2 separate regions of the Homo sapiens genome follow, and region 1 is linked to region 2. Evidence: chromatin loops called from intact Hi-C (ENCODE). Cell type or tissue: adrenal gland. All regions are shown on one strand. Links, peaks and the distances in the headings refer to the core of each region. The heading gives the core; the rest is flanking DNA.

The links. Peaks named below come from ENCODE experiments on the same cell type or tissue, not always from the same donor. Only the 100,000 strongest peaks of a DNase experiment are listed, where the experiment ranks them.
Region 1: it touches region 2 in a loop (2.0-fold over the local background); 23 of 110 quality-filtered maps call a loop at or near these places.

What each region holds. Positions count from the first base shown.
Region 1 is chr20:5,039,517-5,049,234 of GRCh38, reverse strand. No RefSeq gene overlaps it. Among named protein-coding and RNA genes, the nearest start is that of SLC23A2, 43 kb to the right of the region's middle. RefSeq lists a silencer at 3,777-3,996. In adrenal gland, for the core only: no CTCF peak of the experiment used is centred there; no DNase peak of the experiment used is centred there.
Region 2 is chr20:5,096,077-5,105,794 of GRCh38, reverse strand. It overlaps TMEM230 (transmembrane protein 230), which reads left to right. Exons shown (of 4, transcript NM_001009925.2): 4 at 4,864-5,945. The coding sequence ends at 5,004. It also overlaps the pseudogene RNA5SP474. Among named protein-coding and RNA genes, the nearest start is that of TMEM230, 12 kb to the left of the region's middle. In adrenal gland, for the core only: CTCF peaks have their summits at 4,667 and 4,867 (motif pointing right); a DNase peak (open chromatin) is centred at 4,894; H3K27ac peaks cover 716 bases.

The sequences.
Region 1 (9,718 bases), core at 548-8,547, 57 kb after region 2:
GGGGTAAAATATTGCGACTCAAGGATTTTATACCCAGTTTATATTTCATGTGTAAGGGCAAAAGAACATTCTCAGATATTCAAGGGCTAAAAAAAAAAGTCTATCATATCTAGCTTGTAGTAAAATACTATGCAAGGCTGAGGCAGGTGGATCACTCGAGGTCAGGAGTTTGAGACCAGCCCCGGCAATATGGTGAAACCCCGTCTTTACTAAAAATACAAAAATTAGCCAGGTGTAGTGGTGTGCGCCTATAATCCCAGCTACTCAGGAGGCTGAGGCAGGAGAATTGCTTGAACCCAGGAGGTGGAGGTTGCAGTCAGCTGAGATCGCACCACTGCACTCCAGCTGGGAGACAGAGTAACTCTGTCTCCAAAAAACAAACAAACAAACAAAAATTATGCACCTTTTTTTTAAACATGGAAATTTTTAAGGTAAAAATATGGAAAGATTCCCAAGATACATACTGTTACGTGAGAAGAAGCATGCAGAACAGTCTGTACATCATGCTACTGTAAGAGTTAAAATCGGGAGAAAGCAAGAATCTGTATTAATACTAGCTTGTTTATTCATAAAGAAAGGAAGTGAAACATAAGAAACTAAGAATTGTGGTTAATGGTTGTTGGAAAGATGGGAGACAAGGCTGGGAAGAAGGCTAATTCTTCATATATTTTGATGTGGCTTTTGAACCATGTAAAAGGATTACCCATTTGGTCCGGGTGCAGTGGCTCCGCCTGTAATCCCAACACTCTGGGAGGCCAAGCCGGGTGGATTGCCTGAGCTCAGGAGACCAGCCTGACCAATGTGGCAAAACCTTGTCTCTATAAAAATTATAAAAAATTAGCTGCGCATGGTGGTGTGCGCCTGCAGTCCCAGCTACTCAGGAGACTGAGGCATGAGAATTACTTGAACCCAGGAGGCGGAGGTTGCAGGAGCGGAGATTGCACCACTGCACGCCAGCCTGGGCGACAGAGCAAGACTCTTTCTCAAAAAAACAAAAGTATTACCCATTCAAAGATTAAACTCGAAATACTGTATATTTTTATTTTTAATTTATTTTTATTTTTGTTTTTTATTTGTATTACCCATTCAAAAATTAAACTTGAAATACTATTTTTATTTTTTTATTTTTTATTTTTTAGAGACAGGATCTCACTATGTTGCCCAGGCTGATGTGCAATGGCTTAAAATAGTTGTGTGTGTGTGTGTGTTTTGGAGACAGGGTCTTGCTCTGTCACCCAGTCCGCTGTGCAGTGGTGTGATTCCAGCTCACCGCAACCTTGAACTCCTGAGCTTAAGGGATCCTTGCGCTGCCTCAGCCTCCCAAGTAGCTAGGATAAGCAGTCTTCCTGCCTCGGCCTCCCAAAGTACTGAAATTATACGGATGAGCTACCACACCCAGCAAATATATATATACTATTGGAAGGCTGAGAGGTGGGAGGAACTCTTGACCCCAGGAGGTTGAGGCAGCAGTGAGCCATGACTCAAAAATTTTTTTAAAATTATATTACTATAGTTGTATATTGTAGTTATATACATATAGTTATTTGTTTAACATCTGCCTGCAAAAAGTGCTTTACAGGCTCACGCCTGTAATCCCAACACTTTGGGAGGACGAGGCAGGCAGATCACTTGAGGTCAGGAATTTGAAATCAGCCTGGCCAACATGATGAAACCCCGTCTCTACTAAAAATACAAAAATTAGCCAGGTGTGGATGCAGGCGCCTGCAGTCCCAGCTACTCGGGAGGCTGAGGCAGGAGAATCGCTTGAACCCGGGAGGCAGAGGTTGCAGTGAGCCGAGATTGTGCCATTGCGCCCCAGCCTGGGTGACTCTGTCTCAAAAAAAAAAAAAAAATTATCCGGGTGTGGAGGCACATGCCTGTAGTCCCAGCTACTTGAGAGGCTGAAGCAGGAGAATTGCTTGATTGCTTGAACCTGGGAGGCGGAGGTTGCAGTCAGCCGAGATGGCACCACTGCACTCCAGCCTGGGCGACAGAGCAAGATTCTGTCTCAAAAAAAAAAAAGAGATATATACCAACTGGCTGAAAGAGGAAGCAAAATATGAATCTGAGAAATGGGGAAGTCAAGGTATAGAGTGGGTTGGAGCACACAACCAAAGTCAAAAGGTCAAAAGTCACAATTATTGTAGAGCTGATTTCAATACTCAATGCCAACATAAAAAAATTCTTGAAAGAATACTCCACATGACTTTCAGGGTGGATTTTTCTATTTTTGCAAAGAATGTCATTGGGATTTTTGATAAAGACTACGTGAAATCTATAGATCACTTTGGATAGTTTTGACATCTTAACAATATGAAGTCTTTCAATCCATAAACATAGGGTATCTTTCCATTTATTTATGTCTTTTAAAATTGCTTTCAGCAATGTTTTGTGGTTTTCATTGCACAAGTCTTTCAATGACTATTTTATTCCTTTTTTTTTTTTTAGAGATGGAGTTTCGCTCTTGTTGCCCAGGCTGGAGTGCAATGGCACGATCTCAGCTTACCACAACCTCCACCTATGGGGTTCAAGCGATTCTCCTGCTTCAGCCTCCCGAGTAACTGGGATTACAGGCATGTACCACCATGCCCAGCTAATTCTGTATTTTTAGTAGAGAAGGGGTTTCTCCATGTTGGTCAGGCTGGCCTCGAACTCCCAACCTCATGTGATCTGCCTGCCTCAGCCTCCCAAAATGCTGGGATTACAGGCGTGAGACACCGCACCCAGCTGTATTCTTTTTATGCTATTATAAATAGAATTATTTTCTTAATTTCATTTTCAGATTGTTCTTTGTTAGTATATAGTAACACAACTGATTTTCATGTATTGCTTTTGTGTCCTGCTGCTTTGCCAAATTTGTTTAGTAGTTCCAAAGGGTTTTTTGTGGAATCTTTAGGGTTTTCTAAGATCATATAATCTATGAATAATAATTTTCCTTCTTCCTTTCCAATTTGGATGCATTTTCTTTCTTTCTTCTTTTCTTTCTATTCCCTCCTTTTCCTTTTCTTTTTTCTTTTCTTTCCTTTTCTTCCTTTTTGCCTAATTGCTCTATCTAGAAATTCCAAGACTACGTGGTATGGAAGTGGTGAAAGTGGGCATTCTTGTCTTGTTCCTGATCTTCGAGGAAAAAGTTTGTCTTGCATCATTGAGTATGATTTAACTATGGGGTTTTCATATATGGCTATCATATTGTGGTAGTTTTCTTCTATTTCTAGTTTGCTGCATTTTTTTTTTAATCATGAAAGCGTGTTGAACTTTTTCAAAAGCTTTTTGTGCATTGACTAAGATGATCATGTGGTTTTTGTCTGTCATTCAGTTACTGTTGTGCATTACACTTACCGATTCTGGGATTGATTTTAAAGCATTCATTCCTCCAAACACACTCCCAGGGTTAGGTCTCTTACCTCTGCATGTATTTAGGAAAAAGACATAATATGACCAACTTCCCAACTATTAAACCATGTTTAGGATAAACTGTATTTTGTTATGGTGCCTTATTTATTTATTTATGAGACGGAGTCTTGCTGTGTCACCCAGGCTGGAGTGCAGTGGCGTGATCTCGGCTCACTGCGACCTCCGCCTCCCAGGTTCAAGTGATCCTCCTGCCTCAGCCTCCTGAGTAGCTGGGATTACAGGCACGCACCACCACATCTGGCTAATTTTTATATTTTTAGTAGAGACAGGGTTTCACCGTGTTGGCCAGGCTCGTCTCGAACTCCTGACCTCAGGTGATCTGCCCCACCTTGGCCTCCCAAAGTGCTGGGATTTACAGGCGTGAGCCACCGACCCTGGCCTGGCGCCTTCTTTTAAATAAGTTTTTTTTTTTTTTTTGAGATGAAGTCTTGCTCTGTCGCCCAAGCTGGAATACAGTGGTGTGATCTCGTAACCTCTGCCTCCCGGGTTCAAGCAATTCTCTGTCTCAGCCTCCTGAGTAGCTGGGATTACAGGTGTCCGCCACCATGCCCGGCTAATTTTTGTATTTTTAGTAGAGATGGGGTTTTGCCATCTTGGCCAGGCTTGTCTTGAACCCCTAACCTCGTGATCCACCCGCCTCGGCCTCCCAAAGTGCTGGGATTACAGGCATGAGCCACCGCGTCTGGCCCTTTTAAATAGTTTTATACTGCATACTATATTCAGTCTTTAGTGGTAGATGAATTCTTACTCTGTTGTTGCGTGCCCTGGAGAGCATAGTTCCTTGGAGACACCAAAGGAAGATTTTTCCAGGAAGGTCTTTTGGGAAGGGGCCTCCTCCAAGAAGGGAGTGAGGAAGGAGGTAGATTGAGTCAATGCACTTTTCCTCTATCTGGTCAGAGTTCTTGAAGGTATTTTTCTTCTGAACTTGGGTGGGGTTTGCAGTGGGGTAGGGGAAAAGAGAAATGATTCTGACACATACAAGAAAATGCTCCTTTGTGGGGCACGGGGGCAGGAGTTGCTTCCAAAAGGACCCAACAAAGACCTGTAGGGAACGTTTAAATTTATCTGTGTGTGGCCGGGCATGGTGGCTCATGCCTGTAATCCCAGCACTTTGGGAGGCCAAAGTAGGTGGATCACCTGAGGTCGGGATTTTGAGAGCAACCTGGACAACATGGTGAAACATGGTGAAACCCCGTCTCTACTAAAAATACAAAGTTAGCCCGGCATGGTGGCGCGTACCTGTAATCCCAGCTATTCGGCAGGCTGTGGAAGAAGAATCTCTTGAACCTGGGAGGCGGAGACTGCAGTGAGCCAAAATTGCGCCATTGCACTTCAGCCTGGATGACAAGAGCGCAACTCTGTCTCAAAAAATAAATAAATAAATATCTGTGTGAACTAGCACTTGAGAGACTGCAGCCTCAGGCAGTTTTCAGCCCTGTGCACACAATGAAATTACCTAAGGGGCTTAAAAAAAAATACGGAAGCCTGGGTCCCACCCCAGAGGCTCTGAGGGAAGTAACCTGCAGTGCAGTTTTTAACCATCCACAGGTGTTCGTCATGCAGCGCCAAGGTTGGGTAATGAAGAGCTGACATTGATTGAAGCTTACTCTGTGCCAAGCTCCATTCTACAAGTTTTACTTCACAATAACCTTACAAGACAGGTCTACTGTTATCCTTCATAGAGGGCCATTGAGGCACAAAGAGGTTAAGTGCTGGCCAAGGACACCCAGTTCATAAGGGGTATTCTCTCCACTTGAACTTCAGAGCCCATGCCCCTTACCACAGTGCTGTGCCAGCAAGGGTTGCATGCCAGGCCCTGCCATGATCCTGCCCCAGTTTCCCCTGGGGAAGAGAAATGAGCCAAAACCTAAAGGGCAGGAGTAGCTGGCCATGGTGGCTCATGCCTGTAACCCCAGCACTGTGAGAGACCGAGGCAGGAATATCACTTGAGCCCAGGAGTTCAAGACCAGCCTGGGCAACATAGCAAGACTCTATCTCTACAAAATAACTGTTTTTAATTAGCCAGGTGTGGCAGAGTGCGCCTGTAGTCCTAGCTACTCAGGAGGCTGAGGTGGGAGGATCGCTTGAGCCCAGGAGGTCAAGGGTGCAGTGAGCCGTGGCTTTGTCACGGCATTCCAGCCTGGACAACAGAGCGAAAACTTGTTTAAAAAAAAATAGAAATAAAAGCAGGAACATCTCCTTCTCTACTAAACCGGTCCAGGCACCAAGGACATTGCTGATGAGCACAAAAGGGAACACAGGAGTCTGTTTTAAGCTCCTGATGCCAGTGCCTCCATGGAGCAGCCCAGATATGACCACCATACCCTGAGTGAACTGCCTCCCAGAGATGTCTGGGTGACCCTAGATCCCCTGGCTCCTCTTCAGCCCCTCCTGATTCTCATCAGTGTTTGTTGCCTCCCAATCCAAAGAGTGCATGGAATTCATGACATGCATCTTCTTACATGGGCCTGCAGGGTAGGAGACATCAACACTGCCCCAGCAAATCGAATATGCAAGCTAGAGCCTGTGATCCGACAGAGAACTGAAGCAGTTGTTTTTCCCAGTCTCCTGGGGAATGTGAGATTCGTTCAGTGTCATCCTCACCCCAGCTGAGGATTCCTGGGGAGCCAGAAGGAAGCTGGGAATATAAAATGGCGGCGGCCCACCCACACCCCAGCCAATGTGAAAATAAGTCCTGAGAGAAAAAGGGAAGCTGGGTGCTGTGGCTCATGCCTGTAATCCCAGCACTTTGGGAGGCCAAGGCAGGAGGATCACTTGAGCTCAGGAGTTCGAGACCAGCCTGGGCAATGCAGTGAGACCTCATCTCTACAGAAAATTAGAAAATTAGCTGGGCATGGTGGTATGTGCCTGTAGTACCAGCTACTTGGGAGGGTGAGGTGGGAGGATCCCCTGAGCCCTGGAGGTCAGGGCTGCAGTGAGCCCTGATCATGCCACCATACTCCAGCACTCCAGAGTGAGACCCTGTCTCAATAAATAAATAAAGCAATAAAATGGAAAGCATAGAAGGCAAGAGAAAAAGAAAAAAAACAGAACAAGATTATAGCTTAAAGTCCCCCAGTGTCAGATCAAGAGTTTAAAAATGAGCAGTCAGGTCGGTTGTGGTGGCTTATGCCTATAATCCCAACACTTTGGGAGGCCAAGACGAGCAGATCACCTGAGGTCAGGAGTTCGAGACCAGCCTGACCAACATGGAGAAACCCCGTCTCTACTAAAAATACAAAATTAGGCCAGGCACGGTGGCTCACACCTGTAATCCCAGCACTTTGGGAGTCTGAGGTGGGCAGATCACGAGGTCAGGAGTTCAAGACCAGTCTGGCCAACATAGTGAAACCCCATCTCTACTAAAAATACAAAAAAGAAAAAGAAAAATTAGCCAGGCATGGTGGCGTGTGCCTGTAATCCCAGCTACTCAGGAGGCTGAGGCAGGAGAATCGCTTGAACCTATGAGGTGGAGATTGCAGTGAACCGAGAGTGCGCCACTGCACTCCAGCCTGGGCAACAAGAGCGAAACTCCGTCTCAAAAAAAAAAAAAAAAAAAAAAAAAAAAGAGTAATAAAGGGAGAAGCACAATGAACCAAGGGTTTACAAATGTTGAAAAGATTAAAACTGAGATCAAACATCTGTGATAAAAAGTTATGCATAACCAGCCTGGCCAACATGGTGAAACCCCGTCTCTACTAAAAATACAAACATTAGCTATGCTGGAGGCGCGCACCTGTAATCCTAGGTACTGGGGAGGCTGAGGCAGGAGATCGCTTGAACCTGGGAGGCACAGGTTGCAGTGAGCCGAGATCACACCACTGCACTCCAGCCTGGGAGAGCGAGACTCCGTCTCAAAAAAAAAAAAAAAAAAAAAAGTTACGCATTAAAAGGTCATCAGTGAGGAGGTTAAATAGGATAGAGAGTTAAAAAAAAAATCCCGCTAGCAGCAGCTGGGGAGAGACTCTTGAAAAAGGGTTTTTAGGACATGCCAAGCTTCTAGCAAGTCCTAAAATAGGCAGGAAAGCTGCAGGCACTGTCAGCATCTGCAGGCTCCAACACTGAACCTTCACGCAGGGTCCTCTGGGCTGGGGCCTTCACTTCCATCTCAGGAGCCCTGGGGCAGAGTTCTCTGGAAGGCTGCTTCTTTAAGTGGGGCCCTGGAACCAGCTTCATCCCAACACAGGAGCTTGTGAGGCGTGTAGATTCTCCGGCCCCATCCCAGGCCACTGACTCAGCAACTGCATTTTAACAAGATCCCCAGGGGATACATTGTACATGAAAGTTTGAGAAGTGCTGCTTCAGAAAAAATACCACATCTCCTTCCTTTATTTTTAATTTATGAAGTATTATAAATAGCCAAAGAAATAATGAGAACATTATGGCAAATGCTTAGGAACCTACAACACAGATACAGCAAAAGTTAGCATTTTGATAAATTTGCTTCAGATCTATTTTCTTCTCTCCTTCCTTTAGAGGCAGAGTCTCACTCTGTCACCCAGGCTGGAGGGCAGTGGTGCAATCTCAGCTCACTGCAACCTCCGCCTCCCAGGTTCAAGAGATTCTCATGCCTCAGCCTCCCGAGTAGCTGGGACCACAGGTATGTCCATCATGCCCGGCAAATTGTTTGTATTTTTAGTACAGATGGGGTTTCACCATGTTGGCCAGGCTGGTCATGAACTCCTGGCCTCAAGTGATCCACCCACCTTGGCCTCCCAAAGTGCTGGGATTACAGGCGGAAGCCACTGGGCCTAGCCTTTCTTTCCTTAATGCAACATTAGAGGTATAGTTTCTTCCTCTCATCGTCACCTTTCCTCACAGGTCTCTTTCCTTCCCTGGAGATTGCTGCTGCTATGATGTTAGTGTGTTTCTTCCCCAGTTTGCACCTTTATTACAAATGCAAGAATCAATAAAGACAGTGTCACTCTGTGTGCATTTGATTTTACATAAATAGTCCCATACCTTATGTACCTTTCTGCAACTTGCCTCTTTAACCAGCATTATGTCTTAAAGGTTTATGCATGTTGATAAGTTCACTCATTTTAATAGCTGCATAGTATTCCTTTGATTGTATATTGTGAGATGTATTTATTAGTTCTCTTATTGAGGGACAAATAGGCTATTTCCAGTTTTTTGCCATTGAAAAAAAAAAAGCTGAAATGAACATTTGCAGGTATCTCTGTGAACATGTATGAGAGCTTCCCAGCTGCAAATATCTGGAAAAGGCTAATCCGGGTTGCCCACTATCTAGATCGTTATATTAACTAGTATTGGCAAATTGCTTTCCAAATTGGTTGAGGCTATTTACACTCCTGCCAACCACGTATGAGCATTTTTTTTTTTAAATAGAGACAAGTTCTCCCTATGTTGCCCAGGCTGGTCTCAAACCCCTGGGCTCAAAGGATCCTCCAGTCTCAGCCTCCCAAAGAGTGCTAAGATTACAGGCCTGAGCCACCACACCCGGCCCCTCTTTTTTATTTTTATTTTTTTTTTGAGGCAGGATCTCTCTCTGTCACCCAGGCTGGAGCGCAGTGGCATGATCATGGCTAACTGAAGCTTCAATCTCCCAGGCTCAAGCCATCCTCCCACCTCAGCCCCCTGAGTAGCTGGGACAACAGGCAGGTGCCACCACCAGCTAATTTTGTTTATTTTTTGTAGAGACAAGGTCTCACTTTGTTGCCCAGGCTGCTCTCAAACTCCTGGACTTAAGTGATCCTCCTGCCTCAGCCTCCCAAAGTACTAGGATTATAGGCATGAGCCACCACACCTTCTCAGCACTCTTCCATATCCAAATGCTCTCCAATGCTTGATTTTGTTGGTGTGTTAGACACTGTAGGCTGGCTAACCCAATACCTGTCTAACTCTTTCTGCCCAGCCTACCTGTATTATACATATTAGAAAACGGAACACTCACATTCTCATCTCCCCTTCATCTGGGGTGGCCACATAATGCAATCCTGGACACTGTGTCTCTCGTGTTTTATTAAGGAAAAAAAATAGAAGCACAATTGGCAAAACATCAGTGTTTGTTCAGAATCGATCATAGGTACACATGTGGGAGTTATATCATTTTCGGTTCTTTTCTGGATGTTTGAAGTATTTTGTATAGCAAAAGTTGGCTGGAAGCCATTTAAAGCTTTTGCTTTTCTGACAAAGCATGCTGATGCCTTAGTCTTGCTCTTCTCTGATTATGGCTTTAAAATGGGTGAGATGTCAGGGAGCACATCAGCTACCTCAACAACGTGTGGCTGAGCAATTGAACCGATGCTCACGTCACTTACCTCCAGAATTCTTGTTTGTTTGT
Region 2 (9,718 bases), core at 587-8,586:
AGTGCTGGGATTGCAGGTGTGAACCATTGCCCCTGGCCAATTTTTTTTCCAATTTTTATGGGTACATAGTAGGTGTATATACTTAGGGGATACATGAGGTATTTTGATACAGCCATGCATTCATAATAATCACATCAGGCTAAATGGGGTATCCATCCCCTCAAGCATTCATCATTTGTATTACATTCCAATTATACTTTTATTTATTTATTTATTTTGAGACAGAGTCAGGCTGGAGTGCAGTGGCATAATATCGGCTAACTGCAACCTCCGCCTCCCAGGTTCATGCTATTCTTGTGCCTCAGCCTCCCGAGTAGCTGGAATTACAGACGTGCGCCACCGCACCCGGCTAATGTTGGTATTTTTAGTAGAGATGGGGTTTCGCCATGTTGCCCAGGCTGGCCTCCCAAAGTGTTGGGATTACAGGCATGAACCACTGTGCCTGGCCTATTTTTAGTTATATATATACATATACACATACATACATACATACATATATATATATTTTGGAGACAGAGTCTTGTTCTGTCACCCAGGCTGGAGTGCAGTGGCAGGATCTCAGCTCACTGCAAACTCCGGCTCGTGGGTTCAAGTGATTCTCCTGCCTCAGCCTCCTGAGTTAGCTGGGACTATGGTGGCAAGCCAGCACACTTGGCTTATTTTTGTATTTTTAGTAGAGATGGGTTTTTGCCATGTTGGCCAGGCTGGTCATGAACTCCTGACCTCAAGCGGCCTGCCCGCGTGGGCCTCCTAAAGTGCTGGGATTACAGGCGTGAGCTACCACGTCCAGCCTTAGTTATTATATTTTTAAATGTACAATAAATTATTCTCTAGTCACTTTGTGCTATCAAATACTAGAGCTTATTCATTCTATGTAACTATATTTTGTACCCGTTAACCTTCCCCATTCCCCCCTACCTTTCCCAGCCTTTGGTAACCATCATTCTACAATATCCATGAGTTCAATTGTTTTAATTTTTAGTTCCCGCAAATGAGTGAGAACATGGAAAGTGTGTCTTTCTGTGCCTGGCTTAATTTCACTTAACATAACGTTCTCCAGTTTCATCCATGTTGTTGCAAGTGACAGGATCTCATTCTTTTTAGTGGCTGAATAGTACTCCATTGCATATATGTACCATATTTTCTTTATTCACTTGTCTGTTGAAGAACACTTTGGTTGCTTCCAGATCTTGGCTGTTGTGAATAGTGCTGTCATAAATATGGAAGTGCAGATACCTCTTTGATAAACTGATTTCCTTTCTTTTGGGTATATACCTAGCTGTGATTGCTGGATCATATGGTAGTTCTATTTCATACTGTTCTCCATAGTGGCTATACTAATTTACATTCCCATCAACATTGTACGAGGGTTCCCTTTTCTCCACGTCCTCGCTAGCATTCGTTATTGCCGTTTTTTTTGGATAAAAGCCATTTTGGCTGGGTGCAGTGGCTCACGCCTGTAGTCCCAGCACTTTTGGAGGCCGAGGCAGGAGGATCACTTGAGCCCAGGAGTTCGAGACCAGCCTGCGCAACATAGCGAGACCTTGTGTCTATATTTTTTAAAAAGCCATTTTAACTAGGATGAGATGATATCTCATTGTAGTCTTGATTTGCATTTCTTTGATCAATGATGTTAAGCACCTTTTCATATACCTATTTGCCATTTGTATGTCTTCTTTTGAGAAATGCCCATTTTTGATTGGATTATTAGATTTTTTTTCCTACAGAGTTTGAGCTCCTTATATATTCTGGTTATTAATTCCTTGTCAGATGGATACTTTGCATATATTTTTTCCCATTCTGTGGGTTGTCTCTTCCTTTGCTGTACAGAAGCTTTTTAACCGGATGTGATCTCATTTATCTGTTTTTGTTTTGGTTGCTTGTGCTTTTGGGGGCATTACTCAAGAAATCTTTGCCCAGTCCAGCATCCTGGAGAGTTTCCCCCATGTTTTCTTATAGTAGTTTCATAGTTTTAGGTCTTACATTTAAGTGTTTAATCCATTCTCATTTGATTTTTGTATATGTCAAGAGATTTGAGGGGTCTAGTTTCATTCTTCAGCATATGGATATCCAGTTTTCCTAATACCATTTATTGAAAAGACTGGTTCTTTCCCCAGTGTATGTTTTTTTGTTTTTTGGTTTTTTTGTTTGTTTTTTTTTTTTTGAGACAGAATCTCACTGTGTCATCCAGGCTGGAGTGCAGTGGCACCATCTCGGCTCACTGCAACCTCAGCCTCCCAAATAACTGGGACCACAGGCATGTGCCACCACACTTGGTTAATTTTTTTTTCATTTTTTGTATAGATGAGGTTTTGCCGTGTTGCCCAGGCTGATCTCGAACTCCTAGACTCAAGCAGTCCAGGAGTACAGTGGTGTGATCACAGCTCTCTGCAACCTCAATCTTCAGGGCTCAGTCGATCCTCCCACCTCAGCTTCCCAAGTAGCTGGAGTTACAGGTGTGAGTCACCATACCTAGCTAATTTTTTTGTTTGTTTGGTAGAGATGAGATCTCATTATGTTGCCCAGGCTGGTCTTAAACTCCTAGGCTCAAGCAATCCTCCTGCCTCAGCCTCCCAAAGTGCTGGAATTACAGGCTTTAGCCACTGCACCCCTCTGACTATGTTTCCCGTTGTGTGTTAATTATGGTCAGTGTGAGGCCCACCCTAGCCTCCCAAAGTACTGGGATTACAGGCGTGAGCCACCACACCCGGTGGATGTAGAATTTTATCAAATGCTTTTCTAGCATCGATTGAAATAATCATATGGTTTTTGTCCTTCATTCTGCTGATACGATTTTATCACATTGATTGGTTTGTATAAGTTGAACCATCCTTGCCTCTCTGGGATAAATCCCACTTGGTCCTGATGAATGATCTTTTTAATGTATTGTTGAATTCAGTTTGCTAGTATTATCCTCCTTATTGAGGATTTTTGCATCAATGTTCATCAGGGATATTGGCCTATTTTTGTTTTTTCGATGTGTCTTTGCCTAGTTTTGGTATCAGGGTAAAACTGGCCTAGTAGAATCAGTTTGGAAGTATTCTCTCCATGTCTGTTCAGAATAGTTTCAGTAGGATTAGTATTCTTTTTTTTTTTTTTTTTTTTTGAGACAGGGTCTCATCTGTCATGCAGGTGTAGTGCAGTGGTGCGATCTCAGCTCACTGCAACCTTTGCCTCCCCGGCTTATGTGATCCTGCCACCTCAGCCTCACTAGCAACTGGGACCACAGGCATATACCACCATGCCCATCTAATTTTTGTATTTTTTGTCAAGACAGGATTTTACCATGTTGACCAGGCTGGTCTTGAAATCCTGAGCTCAAGCGATCTGCCTGCCTTGGCCTCCCAAAGTGCTGGGATTACAGGAGTGAACCACCATGCCCAGCCAAGTATTAATTCTTTAACTGGTATAATTCAGCAGCGAAACCATCTAGTCCCAGGCTTCTCTCTGCTAAGAGACTTTTTATTATGGCCTTAATCTCATTACTCTTTGTCTATTCAGGTTTTAGATTTTTTTCATTGTTCAATCTTTGTTTTTATATTCATGTCTGGTACAGCAGATTCCAGCAGAAAAACCAAAAAGATTTTCTTTTACATTTTGTTCTCTGTTGGCAAAACATGTTTTTCTTCCTTTGAGCAACAGTAAACTTCCATAGTTCCTATAGGGGAGGTGGTGGCAGGTAGGCAAACTTGGCCTCTGAGATATTAGACAGTTTGCCCTGTCATAGTTTGGAACAACATGGCTGAGCCTGGCATACAGGAGTCCTGATTGGTAAAGGGCTGTAGCTGGAGCAGCATGCTGTCATTGTAGCTGTGCAGTGCCATGGACATACTGTCAGTATTTGGAGAGAAATAGCAATTCTGTTATATGTGTGGGGTCACTGTGCCTCGTAAGTCAGTTCCTTCTTACAGTAGGTTTGGTTGGAGTTCCTGTTGAGCTTCAATATGAAACCTTAGAAACCTAAAGTAGTTGGTGGTTCTTTCTCATGGGCTGTCCCCACATACACAGTGTCCAAGTTGTCTTGAACCAATTCTGACTATAATTAACACACAACAGGGAACACAGCCAGCCAGGTGCAGTGGCTCAAGCCTATAATTCTAGCATTTTGGGAGGCTGAGGCAGGAGGATTGCTTGAGCCCCAGAGTTCGAGACCAGCCTGGGCAACATAGCGAGACCTCATCTCTACCAAACAAACAAATGTACAAAATGAGCCAGGTATGGTGACTGACACCTGTAACTCCAGCTACTTGGAGGCTGAGGTGGGAGGATCACTTGAGCCTGGGAAGTCGAGGTTGCAGTGAGCTGTAATCACACCACTGTACTCCAGCCCGAGCAACAGAGCAAGACTCTTACCTCAAAAAAAAAGAAAAAAGAGAAAGAAAAGAAAACCTGAAAGGCTGAGAAAAACACAGAGTTTATTGTAGTGGTATCTGTACAATTACAAAAGGTGAAAAACAACCAAAGTGTCCAGCAGCTGTATGTGGGGCAGTTAGGTAAAACTGTAGTATGTCCATTTCGGTGGAATGTTACACATCCTTACAGTTTAAATGTATGAAAAGGTTTTAATAATATTGGCCACAGGACACAGAGTATGGTGTGTTCACAACTAAGAGCTTTAAAAAAAGGAAAAGAAGCCAAAATATCTGGATGAGAATGGGTCATTTTTTTCTTTATAATTGTTAATATTTTGTAGTTTGTCTTCAATTTATAATCAGGAGGAAACCTTTTCCCTTGGTGGTATACAACTCAAAGAAAAAGTACTGAAGAGTATAAAATACTGATCTAAGGATTAGGTCTGTGACGTTTTATTTTAAAATGTGTAACTCTTACGGTACTAATGTGTTTGCCTCCTTCTGCCACCAGGGGGCAGACCGGGCCGTTCCAGTGCTGATCATTGGCATTCTGGTGTTCCTACCCGGATTTTACCACCTGCGCATCGCTTACTATGCATCCAAAGGCTACCGTGGTTACTCCTATGATGACATTCCAGACTTTGATGACTAGCACCCACCCCATAGCTGAGGAGGAGTCACAGTGGAACTGTCCCAGCTTTAAGATATCTAGCAGAAACTATAGCTGAGGACTAAGGAATTCTGCAGCTTGCAGATGTTTAAGAAAATAATGGCCAGATTTTTTGGGTCCTTCCCAAAGATGTTAAGTGAACCTACAGTTAGCTAATTAGGACAAGCTCTATTTTTCATCCCTGGGCCCTGACAAGTTTTTCCACAGGAATATGTATCATGGAAGAATAGAGGTTATTCTGTAATGGAAAAGTGTTGCCTGCCACCACCCTCTGTAGAGCTGAGCATTTCTTTTAAATAGTCTTCATTGCCAATTTGTTCTTGTAGCAAATGGAACAATGTGGTATGGCTAATTTCTTATTATTAAGTAATTTATTTTAAAAATATCTGAGTATATTATCCTGTACACTTATCCCTACCTTCATGTTCCAGTGGAAGACCTTAGTAAAATCAAAGATCAGTGAGTTCATCTGTAATATTTTTTTTACTTGCTTTCTTACTGACAGCAACCAGGAATTTTTTTATCCTGCAGAGCAAGTTTTCAAAATGTAAATACTTCCTCTGTTTAACAGTCCTTGGACCATTCTGATCCAGTTCACCAGTAGGTTGGACAGCATATAATTTGCATCATTTTGTCCCTTGTAAATCAAGATGTTCTGCAGATTATTCCTTTAACGGCCGGACTTTTGGCTGTTTCCTAATGAAACATGTAGTGGTTATTATTTAGAGTTTATAGCCGTATTGCTAGCACCTTGTAGTATGTCATCATTCTGCTCATGATTCCAAGGATCAGCCTGGATGCCTAGAGGACTAGATCACCTTAGTTTGATTCTATTTTTTAGCTTGCAAAAAGTGACTTATATTCCAAAGAAATTAAAATGTTGAAATCCAAATCCTAGAAATAAAATGAGTTAACTTCAAACATTTCAGAAAACATTTTAATGATTTTATGATATCTTTAATCCCAGTACCTAGATCTACCTTAGTTTCTAGGTAGCTGGCATTGTGGGTCACACTCAACTTTCCCTAACTCTGAGGTTATGGACTTGGGCAACTGGAAGCCTGGACATGCCATCAGCTGAGTTGCAAGGCTGTGGGAAGAGCAAGTTTTAGATGTCTACTCAATATCCAAGTGGAGCTGTTGAGGAGGCAGTTGCGATGCATGTGTGTGTCTAGAGTTTAAGAGTGGGTCTTGGATGGAAATAGAAATTTGGGAGTCAGCATTTGGACAGTATCTTAAAAGCTAGAGGGCTGTTTGAGATCACCAGTAGAGTGAGTATAGTTGGAGGAAAAAAAAAAAACTCAGGAAGTGAGGGACAAAGAGAGGGTGACCTGAAGCAGCCTCCAAGATTAGGGACTTTTGGTAATGGGAATGTTGACTGGGGAGTCCAGTAATCTAGAGTGCCTGAGCCTTGACAGTGAATATGTGAGGTGATACATAAAGCTTTATCTTGGAGAGTGGTTGCCGAGCAAAGCTCAGATCAGAAGGTTTTGGCCAACCAAATGATTTGGTTTTTTTATTTATTATTGATTGATTGATTTATTTATTTATTTATTTATTTATTTATTTATTTATTTATTTTGAGACAGAGTCTTGCTCTACTGCCCAGGCTGGAGTGCAGTGGCACAGTCATTTCTCACTGCAGCCTTGAATTCCTGGGCTCAAGTGATCTTCCCACCTTTGCCTCCCAAAGTGTTGGGATTATAGGCATGAGCTACTGAGCCTGGCCTATTTGGTCCTTTTTTAAAAAGTTGATGCTGCTGGTCAAAAAAATAAACAGAAGGGTATAAAGTGAAAAGTAAACATTTGGGCATGGAGTGGAGAGTGTACATTCACTCCAGCTTACCTCTCAAGATTTTCCAAATAAATTTCTTAATATACCCTTCCTGAAATGCTCTAAGCACATAAATATATATCTGGTTTTTAAAACTTGGGCTCCCATTGTATGGTTCTATAATTTCCCCCCCCCAATTCTATTTTGTATATCTTTCCATATCCATGGAGATCAGTCATATTCTTGTTAATGCACATTATAAGTGTAGTTTTTCATACTATGCATTTAGTAGTCATAGGATCAGAGCAGAAATCAACCAACTTCCTACCTGGGGTAGGAATCTCCTCCAGAGTCCCCTGAGGAATGACCTTTGCTGCTCTGTTTGAACATTCACACTTGTAATCTCATTCCAGCTGGCATTGTTACAGAAGTATCATTTATGAAGCCAAAATCAGACTCCCTGCAACTTCTGTGTTTTGACCATAGTTGTATTATTTGGTGTTTTATAGAAAAGACCTAAACCTCTACGGCCATACTACCCTGAATGCTCCCGACCTCATCTGATCTTGGAAGCTAATCCGGGTCAGGCCTGGTTAGTACTCGGACGGGAGAAAAGATCTAAACCTCCATAATAATGTTGAACATTTCTTGACCCCTTTGCCAGATATTCTGCCAAATACTTTCATTACATATCTCATTTTAATCCTTAGAAAAATCCTGAGTTAGCCGGGCACAGTGGCTCATGCCTGTAATCCCCGCACTTTGGGAGCCCGAGGCGGGCGGATCACCTGAGTTTGGGAGTTTGACCGTCCTGACCAACATGGAGAAACCCCATCTCTACTAAAAATACAAAATTAGTTGGGCGTGGTGACACATGCCTGTAATCCCAGCTACTTGGGAGGCTAAGGCAGGAGAATTGCTTGAACCCGGCAGGCTAAGGTTGCGGTGAGCCAAGATCGCACCACTGCACTCCAGCCTGGGCAACAAAGCCAGACTCCGTCTCAAAAAAAAAAAAAAAAAAAAAAAAAATCCTGAGTTAGATAAGATTCTTAGGTAGGAAGTAGGTGAGATATTTGGGATTAAAGCCTGGGCCTGGTACGGTGGCTCACGCCTGTAATCCCAGCACTTGGGAGGCCGAGGTGGGTGGATCACTTGAGGTCAGGAGTTCAAGATCAGCCTGGCCTAAAAATACAAAAATTAGCTGGGTGTGGTGGCGGGCACCTATATCCCAGCTACTCAGGAGGCTGAGGCAGGAGAATCACTTGAACCCGGGAGGTGGAGGTTGCAATGAGCCTAGATCACACCACTGCACTCCAGATGGTGACAGAGTGAGACTCCGTCTCAAAAAAATAATAAAACAAAAAAAAATTATAAGGCAAAGCCTGAATTCCCTTTACCAGATATGACAGCCAAATGCTTTTAGGTACTGGGCCAGTGAAGAAATGGGGGAGGTGGGTATGGACAGTAGAAGTAGTTGGGGAACCGTGGTCAGTTGTCAGATGTATATTTTACCTGAAAGTAACCTCCTCCCCACTCCAAAGTGTTGACCAGACTATATATCCTAACTTTTTTAAAGGATGTTCTTATTTGCAACAACTCTTATGCCTCCTGTTAGTCATTTCCAAGGCTAAAAACCCTCTCCAGTTGCTTCAGCTGTTCTGCATATGATGGAAATTTCAGATCCGTTGCCACTCTGGTGGGTCTCTTGGTTGAGCTTCACGTGGTCATACCAGAGGCACTTCTGTTCTGCCAGGAATTGTGAGGTGCTGGAGGTACAACAGGAAAATATAGGACTGGGGTAATGAGGAGCACAGGTTGCAAACTAGCAGCCACATGTTGGCCTGCGTTTGAGGATTTATTTTTTGAATTGTTCCATTTTATTTTCTGACCACCTATCCCCAAGTTCTTTTCGTTTCTAAAAAGGGAAATGTTCACATGATCTTGATTTGGGACTTGAAAAATCAGGTAGTCCTTCATTGCAGAGAGGCTCCAGCCAACTAAAGTAAGGTAGTACAAGTTTTAGCTGAGTAGCATTCTCCAGTTCACTAAAGTTTCCACCACTCTTTTATATCCAGCATGCTAATTTTCCTCACTAAGGGCAAAGACTGTGTTTTAAACCCTCCCACAAAGCCTAGCACAGTGCTTGTGGGCACTTAGGTTTATCAAATGAAGAGCTGGAATCGTGTGCATTTCCATCCCAGGACACCATGTTCCTTTGAGGTATGGATAGGTAGGCAAGTACCTACCTACATTTACGTCAGACTCCTAAATGGCCTTCCACCAGCTGCCTAGCAGGCCAGCTGCTCTTCACACAGTTGGTGCTGCCTGGTCAGTCATGCCTCTGCCTGGCACCCTCTGCCCAGGCCAAGGAGCCCAGTTCATGACCTACCTGTACCAGCTGGCACAGGAGAACCTCCTGCCACTGGTGTATGGTAAGGGAACCTGGTAGAAGGACAGTAACAGCACTGGCTTTCTGCTTACCTTTGAAGGGTCCTATACCAATCAATGCACCTTAGTTGCCTTGATTTTTCATTAAGTTCCTATCCTGAGGCTTCTCTCCTAGATTCAGTCCCATAGGCTCCTGGCCTCACAGGTATGTAGTTCAGTGATGGGGCCTCAGTTTCCTTCTAAAGTGGGGATAGAACAATTCCTACCTCACAAGGTGATTGTGAGGATTAAATAAAAACAGTTCCAGATGGTGGTTCACACAGCCTGGCACAAAGTAAGCTGCTGTTTGAGAAAGTAAAGAGGATCACTGCTTTGGCTTCAGGGAGCAGAGCCTGGGATGAGGCAGAGGTGGAGGGAAGAGAGACCATCTGTTACCCTGTTGCCATCTTGAACCTGCTGTTCCATGGCAGAACCACCCCAGAGCCAGCGGCAGGAGCGAGGGTTGATTGCCAGCCCAGGCAGGGCTCCTCTCCC